2 separate regions of the Homo sapiens genome follow, and region 1 is linked to region 2. A link is a loop called in an ENCODE intact Hi-C map of the cell type or tissue named here. Cell type or tissue: breast epithelium. All regions are shown on one strand. Each heading gives the region's core, and the rest is flanking DNA. Links, peaks and the distances in the headings are about the cores only.

What was found. Hi-C counts contacts between places; a loop is a spot of excess contacts. Peaks named below come from ENCODE experiments on the same cell type or tissue, not always from the same donor. Only the 100,000 strongest peaks of a DNase experiment are listed, where the experiment ranks them.
Region 1: a loop joins it to region 2, with 35 times the contacts of the local background. A loop is called at or near these places in 1 of 110 quality-filtered maps.

Annotation. Positions count from the first base shown.
Region 1 is chr19:15,970,915-15,976,290 of GRCh38, forward strand. No RefSeq gene overlaps it. Among named protein-coding and RNA genes, the nearest start is that of OR10H4, 25 kb to the left of the region's middle. In breast epithelium, for the core only: no CTCF peak of the experiment used is centred there; no DNase peak of the experiment used is centred there.
Region 2 is chr19:15,895,991-15,901,366 of GRCh38, forward strand. CYP4F2 (cytochrome P450 family 4 subfamily F member 2) reads right to left here and starts at 2,084. Exons shown (of 13, transcript NM_001082.5): 1 at 2,036-2,084; 2 at 1,424-1,622. The coding sequence starts at 1,621. In breast epithelium, for the core only: no CTCF peak of the experiment used is centred there; no DNase peak of the experiment used is centred there; H3K4me3 peaks cover 914 bases; H3K27me3 peaks cover 860 bases.

The DNA of each region.
Region 1 (5,376 bases), core at 108-5,107, 75 kb after region 2:
AATCCCAGCTACTTGGGAGGCTGAGGCAGGAGAATCACTTGAACCCGGGAGGTGGAGGTTGCAGTGAGCAGAGATCGCATAGCTGCACTCCAGCCTGGGCAACAGAGTGAGACTCTGCCACAAGAAAAACAACTAAAACAAAACAAAACAAAAATTCTGCTCTGCAAAAGACACTGGTAAGAGGATAAAAAGAGAAGCCACAGACAGTGAAAAAAATATTTGCAAAAGACATGTCTGATAAAGTACTGTTATCCAAAACATACAAAGAACACTTAAAGCTCAACAATAAGAAAATGGGCAACCCAATTCAAAAATAGGCAAGAGGTCTGACCAGACACCTCCTCAAAGAAGGTATGTGGATGGCAGGTGAGCTTAGGAGAAGATGCTCCACATCCTATATCATCAGGGAAATGCAAATTAAAACAACAATGAAGTATCAGCACACGCATATTAAAGTGGTCAAAATTCAGAAAACTTACAGCACCAAATGCTGGTGAGAAGGTGGAACAGCAGCAACTTTCATCATTGCCGCCGAGAATGCAAAATGGCACAGTCACTTTGAAAGACAGTTTGGCAGTTTCTTACACAACTAAACATACTCTTGCCATACAATTCAGGATATGTGCCCCTTACTGTTTACCCAAAGGAGTTGAAAACATATGCCCACACACTGTTTATAGCAGCATACTGATGTTCACAGCAGCTTTATTTATAATTGACCAAACTTGGAGGCAATCAAGACGTCCTTCAGTAGCTGAATGGGTAATTAAACTGTGATATGTGCAAACAATGGAATATATTCAGCATGAATAGAAATCAACCACGAAGTCATGAAAAGACATGAAGGAGCTTAAATGCATATTACAAAGTGAAAGAAGCCAATCTGAAAATGCTACATATTGTATTATTCCAACTATACAATATTCTTGAAAGGGACCAGCCTGGGCAACATGGTGAGAACTGTCTCTACAAAAAAAAATATATATATATACAAAAATTAGCCAGGCAATGCGGTACATGCCTGTAGTCCCAGCTACTCAGGAGGCTGAGGTGGAAGGACTGCCTGAGTCCAGGAGGCAGAGGTTACAGTGAGCCATGATTGTGCCACTGCACTCCAGCCTGGATGACAGAGGGAGACCAAAGAAAGAAGGAAAGAAAGAAAGAAAAAGAGAGAGAGAGAGAAATAAAGAAAGAAAGAAAGAGAGAGAAAGAGAGAGAGAGAGAGAAAGAGAGAAAGAGAGAGAGAAAGGAAGAAGAAAGAAAGAAAAAAGAAAGAAAGAAAGGAAGAAAGAGAGAGAGAAAGAAAGAGAGAAAGAAAGAGAGAAGAAAGAAAGAAAGAAGAAAAGAAAGAAAGAAAGAGAGAGAAAGAAAGAAAGAAAGAGAGAGAGAAAGAAAGAAAGAGAAAGAGAGAAAGAAAGAAAAAGAAAGAAAGAGAAAGAAAGAAAGAAAGAAAGAAAAGAAAGAAAGAGAAAGGAAGGGCAGGGCAGGGCAGGGCAAGGCAAGGCAAGGCAAGGCCTATGGAGACAGTAAAAAATATCAGTGGTTTCCAGGAGATAGAGGGAAGGGAAGGATGAGTAGGTGGAGATTATAGAAGATTTATGGCAGTGAAGCTATTTTGTATGATACTATAATAGTAGACACATGTCATTATACATTTGTCCAAAGCCATAGAATGTACAACACCAAGAATGGACTCTAATATGAACTATGTACCGTGAGCGATAATAATGTGTCAATGCGGGTTCATTCATTTTAACAAATGTGCCACTCTGGTAAGGGATGTTGATACTCAAGAGGCTTGTGTGTTAGGAGGGCGGAGTAAGGGTGTACAGGAACTCTGTGTTCCCTGATCAATTTTGCTGTGACACTAAAACGGCTCTAAAAAATAAAGTCTATTGTCCAGGCACAGTGGTTCACGCCTGCAATCCCAACACTTTGGGAGGCTTAGGTGGGAGCATCGCTTGAGCCCAGGAACTCAAGACCAGCCTGGGCAACATAGCAAAACCCTGTCTCTAAAGAAAATTAAAAACATTATCCAAGCATGGTGGCGCACCTGTGGTCCCAGTTACTGGGGAGTCTGAGGCGAGACGATCTCTTGAGCCCCGGAGTTCGAGGCTGCAGTGAACCATGATCACACCACCACACTCCAGCCTGGGTAACAGAGCGAGACTCTATCTCTAAAAAATGTCTATTTTAAAGAAGTTTTAATACATGCAGTGGAAACACACAAAAAATAAGTCAGATGCTACAAAGTGATCTGTGAAAACTGAATTTCCCTTCCACCTGCAAAACTTAGTCTCCTAAGACCCACTAAATTTAATTGCCAGTTCATAAATGTATCTCTTCCAGATACACTTTAGAATCTTCTTGTTGAGTTCCACAAATATCCTGCTGGGATTTCATTTGGACTGCAATGATTTATTTAATTAAATTTTATTTTATTTTAAGTTCCAGGATACATGTGCAGGATGTGCAGGTTTGTTACACAGGTAAATGTGTGTCATGGTGGTTTGCTGCACCCACCAACCCATCACCTAGGTATTAAGCCCCGCATGCATTAGCTATTTATCCTGATGCTCTCCCTCCCCCTGACCCTCCCAACAGACTCCATTGTGTGTTGTTCCCCTCGCTGTGTCCATGTGTTCTCATTGTTCAGCTCCCACTTCTAAGGGAAAACATGCCATGTTTGGTTTTCTGTTCCTGTGTTAGTTTACTGAGGATGATGGCTTCCAGCTCCATTCATGTCCCTGCAAAGGACATAATCTTGCTCCTTTTATGGCTGCCTAGTATTCCACGGTGTATATGTGCCATATTTTCCTTATCCAGTCTATCACTGATGGGCATTTGGGTTGATTCCATGTCTTTGCTATTGTGAATAGTGCTACTGCAATGAATTTATAGGTTCGTTCAGGTATCTTCCCATTTAATTTTGTGTTTGTGCTTGAAATTTATGAGAACTGTTTCATGATCCCTCGTTTTAATAGCACCATTTTCTTCTCTGGGTGCACTGTCATGTGAAGAAGTCTCTGGAGAGAATAGTGAGGAGTCAAGCTCCTGGTTAAAAACCTACGTGAGGGCAGGCACAGTGGCTCACACCTGTAACCCTGGCACTTTAGGTGGCCAAGGTGGGTGGATCACTTGAGGTCAGGAGTTTGAGACCAGCCTGGCCAACATGGTGAAACTCCATCTCTACTAAAAATACAAAAATTAGCCGGGTGTGGTGGCAAGTGCCTGTAATCCCAGCTACTCAGGAGGCTGAGGCAGGAGAATCACTTGAACCCAGGAGGTGGAGGTTGCAGTGAGCCAAGATCACGCCACTGCACTCCAGCCTGGATGACAGAGCCAGACTCTGTCTCAGACAACAACAACAAAATCCCCTCCATGTGATCTTTCAAGCCTGACCGTAGGCAATTATAGAATTACAGAGGCTTTAACTGGCAGGGCTCATGGGGGAAATTGTCCTCCCCACACCAGACCCAGTGCATAATCAATGCGTCACAGTCTCCTAGGAGAGTTGCAGTCAAGGACTCGAGTCCCCTTGACCAGCCATGGTCTTACACGTATCTCCTTTCAAAGTTACCTTTATTAGTTACCTTCAGCGGAGGGCTTCCTTGGGCACCTCTGCCAAGACATCCTTGTCATAGAAAAACAGGGGAAACATGAAGACACACTTTCACCCACTATGACTCAGTACCCAGTACTTTTCCACACCTAGCCCTTCCTCCTCTTCCTCCCCTTAGCCTCCATTCCATAAAACTGCAGAAGCCTTTTGTTGTAGGATTGTGCAGCAGTGAGATGACCCCCACGTCTGTGCAATCTACCTTACCCTCAAATCACCATTTGGTGATGCGAGTGGGAAAAAATGGAATGGTAGAAGCTGGTGCTTTCTCTGATGGAGCCTCATTCCTGTGCTATCACAGCAAGTGATGAAAGTCTTGACTGTTGCTTTAGTGTGGGTGATATGGTTTGGATGTGTCCCCACCCAAATCTCATCTAGACTTGTAGTTCCTAAAATTCTCACGTCATGGGAGGGATCCAGTGGGAGGTAATCGAATCATGGGTGTGGTCACTCCCATGCTGCTGTTCTCATGATAGTGAGTAAGTTCTCATGAGATCTGATGGTTTTATAAGGGGCTTTTCCCACTTTTGCTCAGCACTTCTTGCTGCCACCACGTGAAGAAAGACGTGTCTGCTTCCCCTTCCACCACAACTGTTAAGATTCCTAAGGCTTCCCAAGCCACGCTGAACTGTGAGTCAATCAAACCTCTTTCCCTCATAAATTACCCAGTCTCAGTTATGTCTTCATTAGCAGTGTGAGACCTGACTAATGCAGTGGGCTTGCTATCTTCACTGGGTCCTTCAACACTGGGCAGCTCAGCTCTCTCTCCTTCTTAGCTGAGCCCATGACAAATGGAAATGAGCAAATTATTGGGCTGTCTTTTCTTCCTTCTGTTGGGTCTGTTGCTTGGAGATTAGTTCTGTTTCATCTGGTTCTTCCTCTTTTGAGGCAAGACAATAGCAGAGGGAATTGGAGAATTGGAGGCTGGATAAAGGATGGAATGAGTAGGAGTAGAAGCAGGATAAAGAGGTGGGTGAGCAAGAAGCAAGATAATAAGCAGAAGTTGAGCAGCCAAAACAAAGGTGAGATAAAATAAGTGAGTAAAGAGACCCCATGGCCAGCAAGATCTGGACCAAACCTGTCAGGGGCAGCTCCTCAGAGATGGGCATGTGCATTTGAGGAAAAGGTATCCTTAAAATGACCGCACATGATCATCAGCTACTTAAGGTTCATGCATATGGACTGCATATCGTGCATGTACTTAAAAGTATGGGATGGAGGCAACATGCAAGTGCACAAGGGTCAAAGTAACTAAGTAACCCACCTATCAATCAAAAGGCAGACACTGGCTAAAGATTAGGCAGCCTTGGGAAAAGAAGAGAAAAAAACATATCAAAGAAACCCAAATACACCTAACTGGTGCTGATCTCATTTCTCAAAGGTCAGTCCACTCTCCCTTTTCCAAGAGTGTAATACTGTGCTTAATAAACTTTTGCTGCTTTGCTATCTGTGTGCATCTCACACAATTCTTTGTTCAGGGCATGAAGAGCCTGGAACAGCGTGATACCATCTGGTAACACTTTAACGCCCTTAGGTAAATGCTGGGTAAACATGGATTGCCCTGCTGATGAGTGAGGGACCATGTTGATTATTATTGCTTTTGTTCTCTTTGGTTTTAGATTTACTTCCACATCAGGCCTTTTGGTAGATGGGTGGGTCAGACCCTATCAACAGGCATGGGTTGGGGGCTTGCAGGCAGCCTCAAGACTCCTTCCCCATAGCTAAATTTAGGAAGACTTGACTTGGGAAGGCTGAGG
Region 2 (5,376 bases), core at 313-5,312:
TCATCCATCCATCCATCCATCCTATCTGTGCATCCGTGTGTCCATGCATCCATATGTCCTATTATTTGTCTATCTATCTATCCATCCATCCATCCATCCATCCATCCATCCATCCATGCTATCTGTGCATCCATGTGTCCATGCATCCATCTATTCTATTATCTATCTACCTACGTGCCTGTCCATCCATCCATCCATCCATCTATCCATCCTATCTGTGCATCTATCTATCTATCCTATTAGCTATCTATCTATCTATCTATCTATCTATCTATCTATCTATCTACATTCCTCCTGCTCTATCTATCTATCTATCCACATTCCTCCTGCTCTATCTCTCTTGGGTCCATCTCCAAGTCCCAAGGGTGCATCCCAGGGCAGAGGGAGAAGACGCACTGTCCACTCACAGAGGCCCAGTTATCTTGAGAGGAAGGATTTTCTTTTTCTGGGAGTCATTTCAGCCCAGAGGCAGCTATATGGGGAGGTCCTCACAGGGGAGATTTGTGGGGAGCAGTATCGCCTCAGGACATGTCCCTAAGGCTGGTCCCCACATGCCTTCATGTCCTGGCTGATCCACAGAGGCTCCAGTTCCTCCCATGGAGAAGGTTCTGCACATGGGAGACCTTCCCTTTTCAGCAGCCACTAGTGGAGCAGAGGTGACTCTAACTGTCCATCAGGACAATGGCTCCCACCTGGGAGCAGCTTCTGCAGCAGGCTCTGTGCTAGTGTGTCCTGTGCACCCTTCCACTTTATCTGTGGACACATCCATCAATCCTGCCATTTGCAAATGAGCAGACTAAGACCACATTCCCCAAAGAGGAGAGCGGTCTAAGTCAGAGGGCAAGGTCACGGGGAGGAGAAAGGCCAAGGAAAGCTTCTGAAAGGTGAAGTGAGTGGCCAACTTTTATCTGGGTTTGGCAACAGGTCTCATTGATAAGAGGGAGATAAGAAGAAGAATATAAGAGAAAGGTGCCTTCGGGTGTAGTGGAAGTGGGAGACGGCCCATGCCTCTCCTCTGGCCCAGCTGTACCCTCATAACAGGAAATAGTCCAGGCAAGGAGAGGACCCTGGACAGTGGGCATAAGAAGCCTCGAGTCCAGCAATGGAGAATGTGGGAATGCCAGGGACTCGCCTCTCTGTGCAGCCAACCCTCTGCCCAGGAGCCCCGCAGAGGTGCATTAATGTGGGAAGACAGGCAGGAAAAGGATTCAATGCAGGCCTGGAGTGGGAGGACAAGGAAGTGAGAAGGGCTTGCGTAGGCACCTCACAGAAATGAATAAGCAGAGGAATGAGTAAGATGCCTCCTCTGCTTCTCTGCCACCCCAGATCCCAGCCCACCCCTTCACCCCCACTCCCTAAGCCTCGTACCCCTCAGGAAGTCCATCCATCCTGAGACCTAGACCCATCCTGCTGCCACACTCACCATGCCCTGGTGTCCCCAAAACCAGTTCCGTCTTGGGGGTTGTGGGAAACACCGAAGGCGGCGGCAGTTGTCATAGAAGGCGTAGGTCCAGGCCAGGACATGGGCCAGGAGCCAGGAGGCCCCGACCAGCAGGAGGAGCAGCCAAGGGGATGCTGCCACTGGCCAGAGGCCCAGCCAGGACAGGCTCAGCTGGGACATCCTGCAGGGCAGACGGGATGGACGGTGAGATCCTGAGGCCCAGAGAACGGCCCAGGGACCTCCAGGGACAGTGGAGAGGCAGGGACGGGCAGTGCCGGAGGTAGAGCAGGGAGGGCTCAGGGATGGGTAAAAAGGGGCTGAGAGGTAAAGTCCAGAAAGGCCCAACCAAAACCAGCAGCCAAGTGGCCTCCAGTTCCCTAGTAAGCACTTAGAATGGGAAAGAGAGAGAGAGACTGATTAAAGTCCAGAAAGGCCCAGCCTGAATCACTGTGAGGTTGCCAGGGGCTTGGTTTCAGTTACTCGGAAACCACCCATCCTCCAGGCCAGCACCCAGGAGCTGCGTGGGCCTTGGGCAGTGCCCCTCTCCATCCCAGGCCAGGACCCCCCCCAGGCCTGCCACCCCCAGCCTGGCACCTTCTGTCAGGAGCAGTCTGTCCCAGACAACCTCCTCTCTCTGTCTGCTGGGAGGCCTTTGACCCTGGCCCTTGATATAGCAAAGGCTGTGGGAGGGCTGGCTGGGTTGGGCTGGGCCAACCAATCCCTGCAGCCTGGATGTGTCTCCTGAGCCTGGGCAGCCAATCAACACCTGGCGTCAGGCCAGCTGGGTGCAGAGGAATCAGCTCAGGGTCCAGATGGATGGGTAGATGCACAGATAGATAGAGTAGATAGGATGGATACATTAGGTAGATAGATAAAGTAGATATAGATAATGGATATATTAGACAGATGGATAGATAGCTATTAATAGATGATAGATAGATACATAGATAATAGGATAAATAGATGGAATGGATAAACGTACAGCTAAGATGGATTGATGGATGGATGGGTAGGCAAATATATATATAGATGAGAAATTAGATAGATAGGATGAATAGATTAGATAGACACACCCAGAAATAATGTTCCATCTCTGTCCCAGATATGTGGGATCCTCATTTGTGACATGGGAACTAGGGATCTTGGATCACTCCAATCACTCCAGATGCTACAAGGCCAGTGACTTACTCAGTATGATGCTGAGGAACATGACCATCAGAAACAGGATCAGAGTCACTCTCAAGCAAAAAAAAAAAAAAAAAAAAAAAAAAAAAAAAAAAAAACTCCAAGGATTAAATGATTTTTCCCATTGTCCTGGGGAGAAATTAATCCAAGGGAGGTCACAGGAGGGCAAATAATTCCCCATCACCACCACCACCACCATGAGCATACCATCACCCATGGAGTTTTCTGATTTACTCTTTGGCCCATTAAGCGTGAAATTTCTTATGCTAGGTTTCTTTCTGATAAGGGAGAAGAGATTAGTATCTCTACATTTCCTCTCCTCCTGCTACCTAGTCTCTGTATTCTAGGTTAAATTATAATTTATGTTGAGGATTTACAATGGCTGATACACCTAGCTGAGCCTTCTGCACAGAGATACATTGGGAGTGGAGGTTAATTGGGTCAAAGGAGAAATGCCATAAGCCCACACTCCAGCCTATCAGGGTGGATTAAAGGTCTGATTTGCCCAACTCTTGTCACACCTGCTCCCACTGAGAGGTGACAGCATGCTGGCAGTCCTCACAGCCCTCACTCGCTCTCGGCGCCTCCTCTGCCTGGGCTCCCACTTTGGCGGCACTTGAGGAGCCCTTCAGCCCACCGCTGCACTGTGGGAGCCCCTTTCTTTTCTCTTCTTTTCTTTTTTTTTGGATTTTTTTATTATTATTATTATACTTTAAGTTTTAGGGTACATGCGCACAATGTGCAGGTTAGTTACATATGTATACATGTGCCATGCTGGTGCGCTGCACCCACTAACTCGTCATCTAGCATTAGGTATATCTCCCAATGCTATCCCTCCCCCCTCCCCCCACCCCACAACAGTCCCCAGAGTGTGATGTTCCCCTTCCTGTGTCCATATGTTCTCATTGTGTAGGGACATGGATGAAATTGGAAATCATCATTCTCAGTAAACTATCGCAAGAACAAAAAACCAAACACCGCATATTCTCACTTATAGGTGTAGGAGCCCCTTTCTAGGCTGGCCAAGGCCAGAGCCGGCTCCCTCAGCTTGCAGGGAGGTATGGAGGGAGAGGCGCGAGTACGAACCGGGGCTGCGCGCGGCACTTGCGGGCCAGCTAGAGTTCCAGGTGGGCGTAGGCTTGGCAGGCCCCGCACTCGGAGCAGCCGGCCGGCCCTGCCAGCCCCGGGCAATGAGGGGCTTAGCACCCGGGCCAGCGGCTGCTCGGGAAGGTGTACTCGGTCCCCCAGCAGTGCCAGCCCACCGGCGCTGCGCTCGATTTCTCGCCGGGCCTTAGCTGCCTTCCCGCGGGGCAGGGCCCAGGACCTGCAGCCCGCCATGCCTGAGCCCCCGGCCTCCGTAGGTTCCTGTGCAGCCCGAGCCTCCCCGATGAGCGCCGCCCCCTGCTCCAGGGCGCCCAGTCCCATCGACCACCCAAGGGCTGAGGAGTGCGAGCGCACGGCGCGGGACTGGCAGGCAGCTCCACCTGCAGCCCCGGTGCGGGATCCACTGGGTGAAGCCAGCTGGGCTTCTGAGTCTGGTGGGGACGTGGAGAACCTTTGTGTCTAGCTCAAGGATTGTGAACGCACCAATCAGCGCCCTGTCAAAACAGACCACTTGGCTCTACCAATCAGCAGGACATAGGTAGGGCCAGATAAGAGAATAAAAGCAGGCTGCCCGAGCCAGCAGTGGCAACCCGCTCAGGCCCCCTTCCACATTGTGGAAGCTTTGTTCTTTCACTCTTTGCAATAAATCTTGCTGCTGCTCACTCTTTAGGTTCACACTGCTTTTATGAGCTGTAACACTCACCGCGAAAGTCTGCAGCTTCACTCCTGAGCCAGCGAGACCACGAACCCACCAGAAGGAAGAAACTCCGAACACATCTGAACATCAGAAAGAACAAACTCCAGACGCGCCACCTTAAGAGCTGTAACACTCACCGCGAGGGTCCGCGGCTTCATTCTTGAAGTCAGTGAGACCAAGAACCCACCAATTCCGGACACACCATTGTCTGAGTAAGTTTGGGTGCCAGGACTATGAGGTCGTGTGAAGACTTCCAGCCCCATACCTGCAGAACAGTCTGCAGCTCACTCTGCTCTGAACTGCCCCAACTTTGCACAGATATTCTCCATTCCTCGAAATGAAACTGTATCCTTCAAAGCTCACACATTTCGCTTATTGGCTCAGCGTAGGGAGCAAGTTCTCTAGATAGCTTACTACCAAATAAAATGGTGGAGAAGGGAACCCAGGCAGCTGGGCACAAAAAAGGAATGAGCAACAAGCTTCCTCTCTGAACATGATTTTCTGTGTAAGGTCTTGGACACTCCCTCGACTGCTTCCAGCCATCTGCCTCATGCTAGGTTTCTAGTTAATGTGGAATGAAAACTCTCACATCTTCCTTCTAGATGTAGCTGTGGTAATTGCAACTTAGGCAGTTGTGCTTGAGAATCTTCTTCTTAATACCACATGGCAAGGTCATTCCCCAATGCTTTTATTTACCTTCACTTGAATTTTTATATTAAACATTGGATTGAACAAGAACGGAGAAGAGAATCACAATTATTGTGTAGATGCTACATTGTAGTTACATTTTCTCTTGTAATTATTACAGTGCTGGGACTATTCGAGCTTTAAAATCCTTTCTGAAGATCCTAAAGCTACTCAGTGGTTCTGCTGGCATTAGGGGTTGATATGGTTTGGGTCTGTCTGTGTCCCTTCCCAAATCTCATGTTGAATTGTAATCCCCAATGCT